Regions from separate parts of the Mus musculus genome. Here region 1 is linked to region 2. Evidence: chromatin loops called from intact Hi-C (ENCODE). Cell type or tissue: heart. All regions are shown on one strand. Each heading gives the region's core, and the rest is flanking DNA. Links, peaks and the distances in the headings are about the cores only. Region 1 overlaps Asap2 (ArfGAP with SH3 domain, ankyrin repeat and PH domain 2). Region 2 holds the start of Ywhaq (tyrosine 3-monooxygenase/tryptophan 5-monooxygenase activation protein theta).

Region 1 (2,801 bases), core at 138-2,637, 260 kb after region 2:
CACAGAAACCACCAGGGCATCCTTCCTGCTCCAAGCAATTTGTTCTCTTCATCGACCCAGACTTCCTGCGAGAGCCACTGGTACTTCCATTCCTACATCTCCACATGACAATTATTTAATCTCCTGACCACACTCACCATATTCCTAAAATAGGACAGCAGCATCTGCTTGAAATGGAATTGCTGGAGAGCGACAACGTGTCCTGATTAAGACAAGGACCACCCCACCCTGCCCCATCCCTGAAAACAAAGCAAAGCAGCAAGGCTACTGGACAGTGGTTGGTTAAAAGGGAGGTGAGCCTACCTAGGCCCGTGTTGTATAATTAGGATCCCCTGGGGAAGGGTATAGGTGGACACCAAGGGACGATTCCTAGATATAAACCTAGGACTCATATTCTGGTCCATTTAGCTCTGGGACAATACAAGTCCCTCCATGGTCATCATAAGAAGTTATAAGATAAAGACAGAATGGTCCAGCCCCCGGCTACTCAAAACAAAGCCTGCTTCACTGTTGGGTCTCAAATGCTTTCAGGTGATGAGACAGTGCTGCTAAAACAGTCAAAGACCACATTCCACCATCCTACACCAGAGGGGAGCCACACTGGTGGCACACATCCAACCTTAGCCTGGTCACCAGCAAGGGGCCTGAGAGCCACAGGAAGCAAGGTGTGGGCAGAGCTTAGGGCAGAGCTTAGGGGCCCCAAGAGATGCAGAAGCTCCTGTTAACTGTTTTCTTAAGATTTATTTCCAGATGCTGGCAACACACGCCTTGAATTCCAGCGCTTGGGAGGTAGAGGCAGGTGGAACTTTGTGAGTCTGGGGCCAGCCTGGGCTACAAAATGAATTCCAGGACAGCCAGGACTACAAAGAGAAACCCTATCTCGAAAAACAAAACAAAAAAAAAAAGATTTACTTTTTGATTATGTATATGAGTGTTTTGCCTGCATGTATTTCTATGCACTTCATGTACAACCACCTATAGAGAACAGGAGAGTCAGATCATCTGTGAGACAGTTGTGAGCGGCCAGGGGGGTACTGAGAACCAAACCCTTGACCTCTATAAGAGCAACAAATGTTTTGAATAGCTGAGCCATCTCTCTAGTCACCTGTTCATTTATTTTTTTATTGACGCTTTTGACCAAAGCCACCAAGCCTTCAGATAACACCCCCACCCCCACCCCTAAGTTCGCAGCACAGAGGATGAGTGGGGGCCATACACAGAAGAGAAATGTGGCCAAAGCTAGGTGAGTAGGAGCCGGATGCAGCAGGAAAGCAGGCAAGCAGGATCGGGATGAGGTAAGGCTGGGCTGGGTCCCTGTCACTGAGAAAGGGACAGGAAGTGCAGCAAAGGGCAGAGGCAGCTCCTGGCTGTACTGCAAGGGTCAGCAGCAGGGAAGTTTATTTTCCTCACTGGAGGAAGCCAGTCCCTCCTCAAGGAAGGGCTCTGGCCAATAGTTATCCTGCCTTTTTGTTTTCAGTCCAGAGGAAGAAAAAAAAAAAAAAAGCCTGGAAATCGCAGGGAAAAGGGAAAGTGAGAAGCCTTGGCTGAGCCATCTACACACAAAATGGCACAACCAGACTCCCTCGTGCCCACAGGAACATCTGTGAAAACTGATGACAGAGAAAAGGGCCTAGGGTCCCTGACAGGCTACAGGACACAATGCCTGCCCACCTCATGCATTGCAAGCACCATCCCAAAGCATGGGCCCCATGGTCAATACAAACTCAAGGACAGGCAAACCCCAGCTCACAGTGAGACGCACAATGAACAATGATGTACCAACTCCAAAGGCCAAATGCATGGAGGATAAACACAATGAGCTGGGTCTTCTTTGATGGGCTTACAGGAGAGCGGGCGAGGAACCAACACGGAAGAATAGACAGACAGACAGACACGGGTTAAAGTATTTCTCAAACCAGTATGCTGCCAGTTGTAAAACCAGAACTCACTCCACCTCAGGCAACATGAGAGAGAGCTTTGATGCCTTCAAGACAGACAACTTGGGCTGGCTGGATAGCTCAGTGAGTAAAGGCACCTGCAATCAGTCAGAATTCAACGCCCAGAACCCATACGGTAGACAGAGAGAACTGACTCCCTAAGTTTTCCTTTGACCTGCACATATACATTGTGATGCGCACATGGAGGAAATATTAAAATTATGTTCAAATAGTTGATGGAATGAGTTGTTTTTCCTGGAGGGGGGGAGAGCTTTTTCAAAAAAAAAATCACTGAGTAGTTATTACTTCCATAAACAAGGGACTGCAGAACTAAAGTCAATACTAGCAGAAAGCACTTTTTAAAACTAGAACACTTGCTGCATTTCCCTGGCTTGGATAGACAGAATGTCTATGGGAGTTCCACTTGCCTGAAGGTCAGGGCCCCAGCACCTACAGCACACGGTGAGTGGCAGCAACCTTCTGTCTGCAGGTCACTTGCAATACAGAGGGCTTTGACGTGACAGCTGGGGCAGTGGCTAACACAGTCATATGAGGCTCAGACATACCTTGCCTTTCCTAAGACCACAGAGGTGAGGATAAGCTACAGTGGCTCTCTGCATTCTTCTTTCTCGTCCCCATACTCTGTCATATCCTCTCAGCCTGTTCTTATATAGTGCTGTTTCCTTAGTTTGTCCACAGAAAACTGCTGTTAAAATGTCCGGGAACAACGAACCGTGAAAAACAAAAAAGAAAGAAAAGAGGTGCTTAATTTGGGGGTTACTGCGGTTACTCTGTAACGCTCACTGGGTAGACAAGCTGCTCTTATCAAGGCCTGAGGTTACTGTGAAAGAGACCTTGCTTTCA
Region 2 (2,801 bases), core at 276-2,775:
TCTAATTTAGGGAATCTTGAAATCCACTGCTTATACAGAAGGCATTTTATCCGTTGGGATTTCTGTGTGTCCAGCTCCACCCCAACCCACAGGAACATAAACGCTCGTGTGTCTTGCAGCCTGGCCTTGGGGATTCCAGAAATAACACCGGGCCGTCCGCCGCTGCACTGGAGCATAGTAAGGCGTTTCTGTATTAAGACAGAGTAGAGTCACTTTCCAACCAGGCCTCTCCTGGTCAAAGCACAAAGCAACCTTTACAAGTTGGGTAGGGAGGGGCAGCTGGGAGGAGATCTGAATTTCTGGAAGCTTCGTCTCTTCCCCCCCCCCCCCCCATCTGTGCTCAGTGTCAGACCTTCCTTTCTGCAGTCTTCGGTCTGCTTGGTTCCGTTTAGCATTTGAATCCACTTTGCCTGTGGCAGTCACTGAAGTTCTTTGAACCCTTGAGGAACTACTGGAACTGGCATCTCTTCAGAGCCCAGGTGGCAGTTTCATTCTTTGAGTCCGGTAGGACAGCCACCTCACTAGGAATTGGATTGAGGGCTAGGAAATAAGGGAGCCTATTTAAAGGAGAAAAATGTTAGCTGTGACCCTGAATACATGGCATCTGGGGCAAATGCTCTCATTTCAGAAGGGTGTTTATTGTGCAGAGAAAAACATGAGATCTTCACAAATATATCAGGAGAAAAAAAACCCATCACACACAAAAAACAAAAGCATGCATACATGCTTTACAGAGTACAAAGGTGTGTGTGTTCGGGGCAGGGTGTACTTAGACATTAATGTGGAAAAGTAGTAAAGAAATGTTTAAGAAATATGCTTCCGGGGATCGGGTAGTCACAGCTGTGTTTGTTCAAATCGTGCTTAATGTCATTTCCCCGTTTTAAAGAAATGCTTACCTGACGCTGCCACGCAGTCCTGCCCAGATCTCCTGAATCTACCTTTCCATAAGGGAATTGCTGGCTTTCGGGTGCCTGTGTGAAAACTTGAATTAAGCCACTTTCTCTGGGAACGAATCCTTTTTTAATGGGGATCAGGATATTTCTAATTTGTAGCCGAAACAGGAAAATTGTAAGGGTTGCATTTTAATGTCTTGGGGATACAAACCTTTGTCAAGAACAGGAAGGTAGAAGAAAGGAAGGCGCTTGTGCATCAAAAGGGCTAATTATCTCACCCCTGCCAAGTCCAGCTGCAGCCGCAGCAGCTCGAGAGCTGCAACGCCCCATCTGCAGTGGTTGCTGCTACAGGACACGCGGTCGCAGCCTCGGAGGTCGAAAGCACCTCCGGTCCCGTGCCGCACCCAGGAGTGCCGGGCTGGCGGGGAGGATGAGGGGAGTTGGAAAAGCATCGCCATGGCAACAGTGACGTCCATTCACCCTGGATCTAATTGGAGGAAACCCCGTGGCCGAAGCCGCAGCCTGCGGGCCAACCGAACCTACCCGAGCCGACCCACCCTCGGAGCCTCCGCTTCGCTTCCCGCCCCGCCCCCTGGGCCCCCTTCCGCGCGCTCGCCCCTCATTGGACAGAGGAGAAGCTAGAGGCGGGACTCCTTGGGGAGGTGCAGCGTTCTATTGGTCGGTGGCGAGCTCGTCGGCTCCGTGCTAGGCTGAGACGGGAGGGTCCTCGGCTAAAGCCCAAAGCAGATCAAAGTGGTGGGACTCGCGTCGCGGCTGCGGAGACTAGAAGGTGAGTGCGGACACAGCTCTGGGACTGCGGCTGCAACAGCCGCCGCGAGGTACCGAGGCCGGGTTGGCGGAGCACGGTCCTCATATCTGCTAGGCTACCGCGCGCCTGAGGTTCGGGCTGGGACGGGAAGGTGCGGCACCAACGGCCGCTTCCATCTTGGGCCGGGTGGGGCCCGCGCTCCGGCCTTGGGGAGGCGCGGCGGGCGGGCCGGAGGGCGCGGGCGGAAGGCGGCGGCCCCGTGAGAGGCCGGAGGACGCGCCGCCTCGTGCGCTGAGACAAAGCGGGCGTCCGGCTGCATTGTCTGACGCGCTCTCTCCTCGCTCCTTTTTGTCCTCGCCGGCGCCGCCCCGCCCCGCCCCTCGCGGCTCTCAGGAGGACTCCGGATCCGGCTCGGCGCTCGCCCTCGCTCGCCATGGAGAAGACCGAGCTGATCCAGAAGGCCAAGCTGGCCGAGCAGGCCGAGCGCTACGACGACATGGCCACCTGCATGAAAGCCGTGACGGAGCAGGGCGCCGAGCTGTCCAACGAGGAGCGCAACCTGCTGTCGGTGGCCTACAAAAACGTGGTAGGGGGCCGCAGGTCCGCCTGGAGGGTCATCTCGAGCATTGAGCAGAAGACCGACACCTCTGACAAGAAGTTGCAGCTGATCAAGGACTATCGGGAGAAAGTGGAGTCGGAGCTGAGGTCCATCTGCACCACGGTCCTGGTGAGTTGGCGCCGGCATTAGTGAGGGAGTAGGGCGGCGGGAGCGACACCCCTTTTGTGTGGTGTTCCCGATGGGGAGAAACCTGTGGGATAGAGAGTTTGTGATTTGAGCCCCAGGCTTCCTTCTTACCTGTTTCAGAGCTTTCTCGGGGGTGGGTAACTCTTTTTTTCCCAAGCTCTGGGGTACAAAAACTTGGGGGGAGTAGCCGCGTAGGCTTGCACAAGACTGAAAAAGACCTATTTAACCTTGTGCCAGGAGAGTGGTCCTGAGATCTGTAAGTTCTTTCATGTCGTAGAAGGCATGGGGACTTTTACCATAGAGATGCTAGAATTTCCCCAGCCCCCCAAGATTTAGGAGTGAAAAATCTAGACATGTTTTATTTTTCATGTAAGAATATGTTGAGCCTTTCCTT

The links. Hi-C counts contacts between places; a loop is a spot of excess contacts. Peaks named below come from ENCODE experiments on the same cell type or tissue, not always from the same donor. Only the 100,000 strongest peaks of a DNase experiment are listed, where the experiment ranks them.
Region 1: a loop joins it to region 2, with 1.8 times the contacts of the local background. A loop is called at or near these places in 1 of 42 quality-filtered maps.

The regions. Positions count from the first base shown.
Region 1 is chr12:21,153,830-21,156,630 of GRCm38, reverse strand. The region is part of intron 1 of Asap2 (ArfGAP with SH3 domain, ankyrin repeat and PH domain 2); the gene reads right to left. Among named protein-coding and RNA genes, the nearest start is that of Asap2, 43 kb to the right of the region's middle. In heart, for the core only: no CTCF peak of the experiment used is centred there; a DNase peak (open chromatin) is centred at 1,330; H3K27ac peaks cover 328 bases.
Region 2 is chr12:21,416,386-21,419,186 of GRCm38, reverse strand. Ywhaq (tyrosine 3-monooxygenase/tryptophan 5-monooxygenase activation protein theta) reads left to right here and starts at 1,751. Exons shown (of 5, transcript NM_011739.3): 1 at 1,751-2,389. The coding sequence starts at 2,096. Gm4419 (predicted gene 4419) reads right to left here and starts at 1,305. Exons shown (of 4, transcript NR_166748.1): 1 at 1,105-1,305; 2 at 897-971; 3 at 353-557. In heart, for the core only: no CTCF peak of the experiment used is centred there; DNase peaks (open chromatin) are centred at 1,556 and 2,426; H3K4me3 peaks cover 2,500 bases; H3K27ac peaks cover 2,421 bases.